Regions from separate parts of the Homo sapiens genome. Here region 1 is linked to region 2. Evidence: chromatin contacts called from ENCODE Hi-C or POLR2A ChIA-PET data. All regions are on one chromosome and are shown on one strand. The core of a region is the stretch at or near the end of the contact, and the rest is flanking DNA. Distances in the headings are between cores, read along the strand shown.

Region 1 (4,268 bases), core at 1,769-4,268, 3.3 Mb after region 2:
GTTTTCCTGGCTATTGGTGGGTACACGTGAGCCCTTTTCTCGTCCGTTGGTGGAGGTGTGTGAGCTGTTTTCCTGCTTCTTGGTGGATGCTTGTGAGCCATTTTCTGTGTTTCCTTGCCCAGACCCTGCTGTCTGAATTGCATCCCCATTCTAACCCTGGCTCTTCTTTGCAGCTCCAGATCCTGTTTGCGGGGGAAGCCACACATCGCACGTTTTACTCCACGACGCACGGGGCTCTGCTGTCGGGATGGAGGGAGGCCGACCGCCTCCTCAGTCTGTGGGCCCCGCAGGTGCAGCAGCCCAGGCCCAGGCTCTAGCTGGGCCCAGCCTACTCTGTTCCACCCGTGTCGGGGGTAGGCTGGGACCCTCATTTCTTCTGACAGATTTCAGTCTGGCTTGAAATTTGGGGATGTTAATGAGGGTCCTCTGGTTTTTGGTAACCAGGGCCACCTTCTCAGTTCTTGTGTCTGTTATTGGAGTCTGGCCAGGGTTGACTTGAGCTGAGACACCAGATGCTCACGGAGATGCTGGACACATAAAGCAAGTTACAGCCACAGCTCCCAGAGCCATCTTTCCTGCCTTGAGGCTGTCCTGTCCTTCCTGCCTTGGGGCTCCAGCATCTGCTGCTGTTGTCTTTGTCTTGCTCCGGGCCCAGGTTGCACAGGGCCCTGTGTCTCCAATCCCCACAACCACACATGGCCCCACACTCTGGGTTCCCTGAACTCTGGGTCCTGTAGTTGCTTCTCGTGCCCCTGCATTCTCGTGGCTGCTGCCTGGGATGACAGCATAGCTGACAACCCTCCTCTTGCTCATCAACTGATGCTGCATCAGGCGCCCACTTCACAGGTTCGCAGGGCACTGGGGAGATGAGGGGTGCCCTGCCCTGCCCTGAGGCCGGGGGTTTTCTGGAGGAAGTGAATACATAATAAGGCCTGAAAAGAGAAACGGTGCCCAGCCCATGGGAGCCAGGGAGTGTGTGGGGCGTGGGCAGTGCTGGGGTGAGTGTGCTGGGTGCTGGGGGGTGTTGGGGTGGGGGCAGTGCTGGGGTGCTGGGGGGTGTTGGGGTGTGGGTAGTGTTGGGTGCTGGGGGGTGTTGGGGTGAGTGTGCTGGGTGCCGGGGGATGTTGGGGTGTGGGCAGTGCTGGGGTACCACGTGGTATTGGGGTGAATGTGCTGGGAGTCCAGGCCCCTCTCCGGCCCCTCCACCCCAGCCTGGATCTGCAGGGCTCCTCTCTTCTCACCCTCTGGTCTCTGTTCAAATTGCCCCTCCTAGGATGTTCCCTGACCCCACCCTCCCGAGCCCCAGCCTCCCTCTGTAGCCAGCAGCCCCACCTGCATTTGCTGTGTCACCAGACTGTTCTCTCTGGGGACACCTGCCCATCAGACGCCTGGGAGAGAAATTCAGATTCCACAGGGTTTTATTGTGGTTTTGTGCTCCTAGGACCATGAGGGAATGCAGCTTCCTTAAAGTACAAAAATCTTTATCATTGACATTTAGGGTTTCATCAATTCTGTATCCCAGGGAGAAAGGCAGCAAGACCCAGGCTGCCCCCTCTGGGTGTGAGGGACCGGCTTGGTGAGGAGGGGGCTTGGGGGCATTGACCTAGCAGGAGGCCCTGACTGCCCCCACTCAGCCCAGAAACCACCTGGGAGGCTTCTGTCTTCCACGGAGGGGCCACTCTCTCATGCCCAAAAATATTTACAGCTAGGCGTTAGGGTATTAGGTGGTTTAAGAACATCAGAACCATGGCAATATTTTTGTACTTAGAATTTGAGCATGTTTGGTATTTTCAGTAGCTTGTTTAAAAAATTCCAGTAGAGGCTGGGTGCCATGGCTCATGCCTGTAATTCCAGCACTTTGGGAGGCTGAGGTGGGCAGATCACCTGAGGTCAGAGTTCGAGACTAGCCTGGCCAACATGGTGAAACCCCATCTCTACTAAAAATACAAAAAAAGTAGCCGGGCGTGGTGGTGCGCACCTGTAGTCCCAGCTACTCAGGAGGCTAAGGCAGGAGAACTGCTTGAACCCCGGGAGGCGGAGGTTGCAGTGAGCCAAGATCACGCCACTGCACTCCAGCCTGGCGACAGAGCGAGACTCCGTCTCAAAAATAAAAATTCCGGTAGAGTAATACTCTTGTAACGCAGTGTGCAATTGAGCAGTTGCTGACTGCTGATTTAGAGTTGAAATCCGACTATATTTATGTCTAGTCTTGGACAGTGGAGAATATTTCAGCCTCATTAATTAATCGGTTTAATTTAGCAGAACTGCAGTCAGTATTTGGAAACAGTTTGTTATATTAAACCCTGAAGTACTTGAGGCTGCGCGCGGTGGCTCATGCCTGTAATCCCAGCATTTTGGGAGGCCGAGACAGGTAGATCACTTGAGGTCAGGAGTTGGAGACCAGCCTGGCCAACATGGTGGAACTCCATCTCTACTAAAAATACAAAATCAGCCGGCGTGGTGGCAGGCGCCAGTAATCCCAGCTACTCCGGAGGCTGAGGTGGGAGAATCCCTTGAACTCAGGAGTTGGAGGTTGCAATGAGCGAGATCGTGCCACTGCACTCTTGGGCAACAGAGCGGAGACTCCGTCTCAAACAAAACAAAACAAACAAAAACCCTGAAGTACTTAAAAAGAAAATGAAGAGATTACATTTATAAGGTAAATTTAAAGTATTTGAGAGATTTTAACCAAATTGTAAAAAGAGATTGCTAAATTTTTACACTTATACTCAGGATATGCTTAAGGGAGAACGATGATTTTTAATATTTAATGAATGTTAATAAATCTGCGAATTACTTAAACCCACAAAACCCAGGAACCTCCCCGTCCCCCCGGGTCTCCTCGCAGTCCCGCCCCGACGCTCGACCCACCATTCGTCCCTCCCTCTGGGCCCGGGCCCCGCCCACTCCGGGCTTCGCCGGAGGCGGAGGCAACGTCGTGCGCACGCGCAGGCCGTGGTGCGGCCCCTTGGAGCGCCGGAAGCCCGCAGTGCCGGAGGCCCGCAGCGCCGGAACCTCAGAGGCGGGTCGCAGCGGCGCAGAGGAGGTCAGCTGCGGGAGCGTTTCCGGGGACGGTGCCGCCATGAGATTGACCCCGCGCGCGCTGTGCAGCGCCGCCCAGGCCGCCTGGCGGGAGAACTTCCCCCTGTGCGGTCGCGACGTGGCGCGCTGGTTCCCGGGCCACATGGCCAAGGGTGAGGCACGGCGGGGAGGGGCAAGGTCATGCCTACGGCCGCGGCGCCTCTGCTTCCCTCCCACCCCGGTTTCGGCCGTCGCCTGCTTCTCCCGGTCGTTCTGGGCTGGCCCCGCCCCTCCTCCCTTGTCTCCCCTCCTTCCCCGCTCTCACCCGCTCCCGGAGCCGCCGGGACCCCTTCCCCTGCGCAGCTGCGGGAGAGGCCCGTTCCCGCGAGTGCCCCCGCGGCGCAGCCTCGGACCCAGGGCCTGCTTGACCTCCTACCTCTGGCCCGCCGCCCCTGTCCTCTGTTCCCAGCAAGTTCCTTCTGCCCTTTTAATCCCCCGAAGCCTCCGTTTCCACATGTTCTTGACAAGATAGACTTTTCTGAGTCTTTTGGGGACTAAATGAAACAGTGGGTATGAAGGCACCTGTTCAGTTTTAACTGGTATCTTGAGTCGTTCTCCTGCTTAACGTCTTTGGTAATTCTTACTGTTTGTCACAATTCGGCCCCAAGAAGACCTCTGGGGCCAGCCCAGCCCGTCTAGGTGTTGTGATGGCCACTCCTGCGTCGGCTCCGCGTGTACTGGGGGCCGAGGGGGAAGAAGGGCCCGTGTGGGTGACTGAGGCTGTGTCCTCGGTCTTCGGATAACACTGGAGGGGAAGAAAGCTGGAAGCTTTGTTATCTTGGTTGTGTGTGGTATTCCTGGTTAGGGGACTATCGTCATCATCCCCGCGAGGTAGCAGGGGCCTAATGAGCCAGTGTTACTCTGTGTTATAGCCCAGATTAAGACCCGTGGAAGGGCCCGGCCCGGTGGCTCACGCTTGTAATCCCAGTACTTTGGGAGGCCGAGGTGGGCAGATCACGAGGTCAGGACATCGAGACTATCCTGGCCAGCATGGTGAAACCGTGTCTCTACTAAAAATACAAAAAATTAGCCCGGCATGGTGGCGCGTCCCTGTAGTCCCAGCTACTCGGGAGGCTGAGGCAGGAGAATTGCTTGAACCTGGCAGGCGGAGGTTGCAGTGAGCCGAGATCGTGCCACTGCACTCCAGCCTGGGTGACAGAGCAAGACTCCGTCTCAGAAAACAAAAA
Region 2 (4,600 bases), core at 1,010-3,509:
TATATTTTTGTAGAGACCGGGTCTTCCTATGTTGCCCGGCTGGTCTCCAACTCCTCGGCTCAAGTGATCCTCCTGTCTGGGGTTTCCAAATTGTTGGGATTACAGGTGTGAGTCAGAGCACCCAGCCAAGTTCTATACAATTTTATCATGTTTAGTTTGTGTTCTCACCACCACAGGCAAGATACAAAATGGTTCCTCATCACTCTCCTGTTGCATTTTAAATAACACAATTTACCGTGTTCAATACCATGTATTTCTCCAGGTGAGGTATACATGTGACAGGCTCCAAAAGGCTTTTAAACACCACAGTAGTGCTGCCCAAGAAAATTCAAGGGCCACGAATGAAAGTTGCCTATGAAATTAGACATTTCTCAGGAGCCAAAGGTAAAAGAGACCAATTTAAATAATATATTTCAGAAAACCGAATATATCCAAATATCCTCATTTCAACATGTAATCAATATAAAAAGTATGAATGATATGCTACTTTTCTCGTACGAAGTCTTTGCAATCCAGTGAGCCCAGTCCTCTGGCAGCTGTTAGCATGGACTGAGTACCTCCTATGTGTCTGACTCTGATCCAGGCACTGAGACACAGATCAGCTCCTGCCCTTTAAGAACACAGGCCAATGGAGGACAAGCACAGTTCTACAACATGAGACAGGCCACGGTAGAAGCAAGCAAAGGAGGCCTGGGAACACCTGGCTAGTAGGGAAGGCTCTGTGGGGGCTTGGCCTCAAAGCCCAGGGACAGCAGGGGGACCAGTCAGAAGGAGCCCCAAGTGTCTGGGTGGGAGCGATGGTGTTCCCTGAGATGGGAACCAAGAGGAGAGGCACTTTGGAGGGAAGGCCCAGTGTGGTTTGGGGATATCCAATAAAAGATGGCCCCTCCTCAAAGTTAGTGGATGCTAGGCTCTGGGATGCAGGGGAGGGTTCTGGGCTTGCTATTGAGGTTTCCCTGGAGGTTGATGTCACTGGGGGCATGGAGATTACTCAGGCCAGAAGGTGTGTGGGAAGCATGGGGTGTGGGGTACAGAGTACACCACATGGAGAGCCAACATCAGGGGGATTCCCAAGGGAGAAAGACAAGCCAGGGATCATCCAAGGAGGCAAGACGGGAGGAGTGCAGGGATCTGTGGACCCACCCAGCCCCTTCTGTTCTGAGGTTACAATGGGTGATGGCTCTGTGGGGCTGCAATGAGTGGCGGCACGCGCGGAGGGCCAGGGGAGGAGGGACATGCTGTGGGCTCCGGGTTCAGGTCCCAGGACTGAATTGGAAGCACCCTGTCTGTGTTGAAGTTCAAGATCTACCACTTCTGTTCCCAGACCTCCCAGTTCTTCCTCACCTTTATGCAATTTCATTTTTGATAATTTCAGCTTCCTAAATGTACACATCTGACTTCACTTTCACTCACATGTCTCACCCCCACCCCTCCACCGGCCCCTTCTATTACAGACCCAGGAGACACAGGAAGTGCAAGGAAGGTCTGGAGCCCCAAAAGCCAGGAGCCTCAGGAGTCAGGTGTCCTGACAGCCAGGAACCCTGACACCCAGGAGCCCTGGCACCCAGGAACCCCAACAGCCAGAAGCCTCTACCACCAGGAGCCCTGACAGCAAGGAACCCCGACACCCAGGAGCCCCTACTACAGCCAGGAAGCCAGGAACCCTAACACCAGGAGCCCTGACACCCAGTCACCCCGACAGCCAGGAAGCCAACAGCAAGAAGCCTCTACCACCAGGAGCCCTGACAGCAAGGAACCCCGACACCCAGGAGCCCCTGCTATAGCCAGGAACCCTAACACCCAGGAGCCCCTACAGTCAGGAACCCCGACACCCAGGGGTCCCGACAGCCAGGAACCCCGACACCCAGGGGTCCCGACAGCCAGGGGCCATTACGGCCAGGAGCCCCGACAGCCAGGGACCTCGACGGCCAGAATCCACTACATCCAGAAGCCCTTATAACCGGGAACCTCCATAGCCAGGAGCCCCTACAGCCAGGAGCCCCTTCAGCCAGGGAGCCCCGAAAGCCAGGAGCCCCGACAGCCAGGAACCATAACAGCCATGAACCCCGGGAGCCAGGAGGCCCGCAGCGGAGTGCCCAGACTTGGCAGGGTCAGAGCCCCCCAGCGGGATCCAGAGCCCGCCGCCGAGGCCCCTTTTGGGATTTCTCAGGCTCGGCAGCCTCAGCGCAGGCAGGGGCGGGGCTTTCCCTCGCGCAGCCGCTCAGCTCCCCGTGGCCCCGCCCACATCCGGCCGCCGGCACTGGATTGCTTCTGTCTGGCGGCGGCAGCATGGCGGCGGGGGCGGCTGAGGCAGCTGTAGCGGCCGTGGAGGAGGTCGGCTCAGCCGGGCAGTTTGAGGAGCTGCTGCGCCTCAAAGCCAAGTAAGCGGGGCGGCGAGCGGTAGGAGTGAGGAGCCGGAGCGGGAGCGGCCGCGAGACCGGGCCGGTGTGGGGCGGCGGGTGGCCCAGCCTGGCTTCTTGGTGCCCGGCTCCCTTCGGCCTCGGGGGACCGGGCCCGGCGCCACCCGTAGACTCCCCCGAGCCTCCGCGTGAGTGGCCCGAGCCGCAGGTTCCCCGCCCCGGAACAGCGAGCAGGGCGCGAGGCTCGCCTGGAAGCCCCGGCCCCAGCCCTGGCTCCGACCCCGACGGCTGTCCAAGCCCGGGGGACGCGACCTTCCCGGCCTCTGGCCTGGGCGGCCCCGCCGCGGGACGGAGGCGGTGGTGACTCAGCCGTGCCGCAGTGGCGGGGCGGGGGACGGGGCGGCGCCGAGACCCCGGCCCTCCGCGCCACGGAGCGGGACCCACGGCTGCGGGCTCCACCTTTCCTGTGCCCGCCGGGAGGGAGCGGCAGGCTCGGCGTCGGCCCATTGCTCTTCAGCCTCCCTTCAGGAACGCCCCTGTCGCAGGAAGAGCGGCGAGGGAAGGCCCCGTTGCATTAGCTAGGCCTGGCTGCCTTTTGAAGTCAGCCTTTAAAGTTTGTTGGACAGCAGGTAGCCTCAGTCTTCAGACTTAACCTGTTGCCGGAGACAGAGATTTCCTGTTCCATGAACTGGTGTAGTGAGAGTCTGTTCAGATTTGGCGCCGGTGTCCAGGTCTTCAATCCCTGGGAAGACTACAAAAGGAGATCCAGAGGAATGCATAGAAAGCGTTTTCTGGGTGGACTAGAAGCTCTGAACTGCAAGCATGCTTACGAGTAAATGCTTACTAGCGTGCGTGCCTGCAGGGAAAGGTCTGCACGTGGACTCTCCGTGATAATACCACCTCACATTGTAGACTACTCCAAGGACTGAGTTGTTCTCTTAGTTGTATTATTAGCGGTTGTTATGGGAACTCTTATGTCGGATTGCCTGGGATCCAGTCCCACCGCAGCCACTCAGTAGCCATGTAACCCCTGGGCACGTTTCATGCCCAAGCCTCAGTTTCCCGACGGTGACATAGATTAGCACCTGTTAGTACCTCAGGGTTGTTGTGAGGGTTAAATGAGATGACGTATGTAAAATACAAATAATACAATGCCTAGTATGCAGGAAGCACTCAGTAGATGTTGGCACTTAGTATTTCAGTAGGAAGTAGAATGGTTCATGGAATTCACAGGCAAAAAGCTTTGTTTTGTTTTGTTTTTGAGACAGGGTCTGGCTCTGTCACCCAGGCTGCAGTGTAGTGGAGCGATCACGGCTCCCTGCAGCCTCCGCCTCCCAGGCTCAAGTGATCGACCCACCTCATCCTCCCGAGTAGCTGGGACCACAGGTGCTCACCACCACGCCCGTCTAATTTTTATTTTTTTTTATAGAGACGAGGTCTCGCCATGTTGCCCAGCCTCGTCTCGACCTTCTGGACTCGAGCGATCTGCCCTCCTCAGCCTCCCAAAGGGTTGGGATTACAGGTGTGAGCTACCACGTCCGGCCAGAAATGCTTATTGATCTAAATTTTGTTTTGTTTGTTTTCGAGACAGGCTGTTGCTCTGTTGCCCAGGCTGAGTGCAGTGGCGTGATCTCGGCTCACTGCAGCCTCTACCTCCTGGGTTCAAGCGATCCTCCCACCTCAGCCTCCTGAGTATCTGGGACTACACGTGCGGTCCACCACGCTGGGCTAATTTGTGTATTTTTCGTAGAGGCAGGGTTTCCTCATGTTGCCCAGGCTGGTCTCTGGAACTCCTGAGCTCAAGTGATTCGCCTGCCTCGGCCTTGTAAAGTATCGGGATTACAGGCTTGAGCCCCCGTGACCTGCCCTGTTGATCTAAATTGAGTGAAATTTTGCCGACTGAATTTGAATTAGAGGCAAGTAGTACTCTGATTTTGCAATGGAGAGTGCAGGTGAGATGGGGTGTTGCCTTTGGAAATGGGGAGGGGTGCGAGTTACTGACTAATGGTTAGAAATGCTTTATGGGGGTGATGAAATTAAAGTGTTATTTAAACAGCTCTTTAGGCATTTCAGGTTTACCTGGGAAATTGTTACGGAAAAAAGCAGGGGTTGGGGAGGGACATGTGACATTTACTCACTGATGGAAGCTGGGCTCTGACTCATCCAGTACAGATCAGCACAATCACAGGAGTCACCAGAAGTGGCCTCTTGAAATGAGCAGGTCTTGTGTGGACCTGCCC

Evidence for each region. Hi-C counts contacts between places; a loop is a spot of excess contacts on that map. ChIA-PET counts read pairs that join two places held with the same protein, here RNA polymerase II (POLR2A). Pooled maps may share reads with other maps.
Region 1: a loop to region 2 is called in a map of ascending aorta, with 21 times the contacts of the local background. The contact joins the promoter of MTG1 here to the promoter of GLRX3 in region 2. A Hi-C loop is called at or near these places in 1 of 168 maps with a recorded cell type or tissue (ascending aorta) and 4 of 50 pooled maps. POLR2A ChIA-PET finds 5 or more read pairs at or near these places in 1 of 52 experiments (activated B cell).

What each region holds. Positions count from the first base shown.
Region 1 is chr10:133,391,139-133,395,406 of GRCh38, forward strand. It overlaps MTG1 (mitochondrial ribosome associated GTPase 1), which reads left to right and starts at 3,019. Exons shown (of 11, transcript NM_138384.4): 1 at 3,019-3,194. The coding sequence starts at 3,083. PAOX (polyamine oxidase) reads left to right here. Exons shown (of 7, transcript NM_152911.4): 7 at 174-556. The coding sequence ends at 317. RefSeq lists silencers at 2,811-3,160, 3,221-3,420 and an enhancer at 3,745-4,268.
Region 2 is chr10:130,134,132-130,138,731 of GRCh38, forward strand. It overlaps GLRX3 (glutaredoxin 3), which reads left to right and starts at 2,260. Exons shown (of 11, transcript NM_006541.5): 1 at 2,260-2,381. The coding sequence starts at 2,290. LOC105378561 (a long non-coding RNA gene) reads right to left here and starts at 2,240. Exons shown (of 6, transcript XR_001747659.2): 1 at 1-2,240. RefSeq lists a silencer at 2,242-2,841 and enhancers at 3,042-3,091, 3,370-4,005, 4,006-4,600.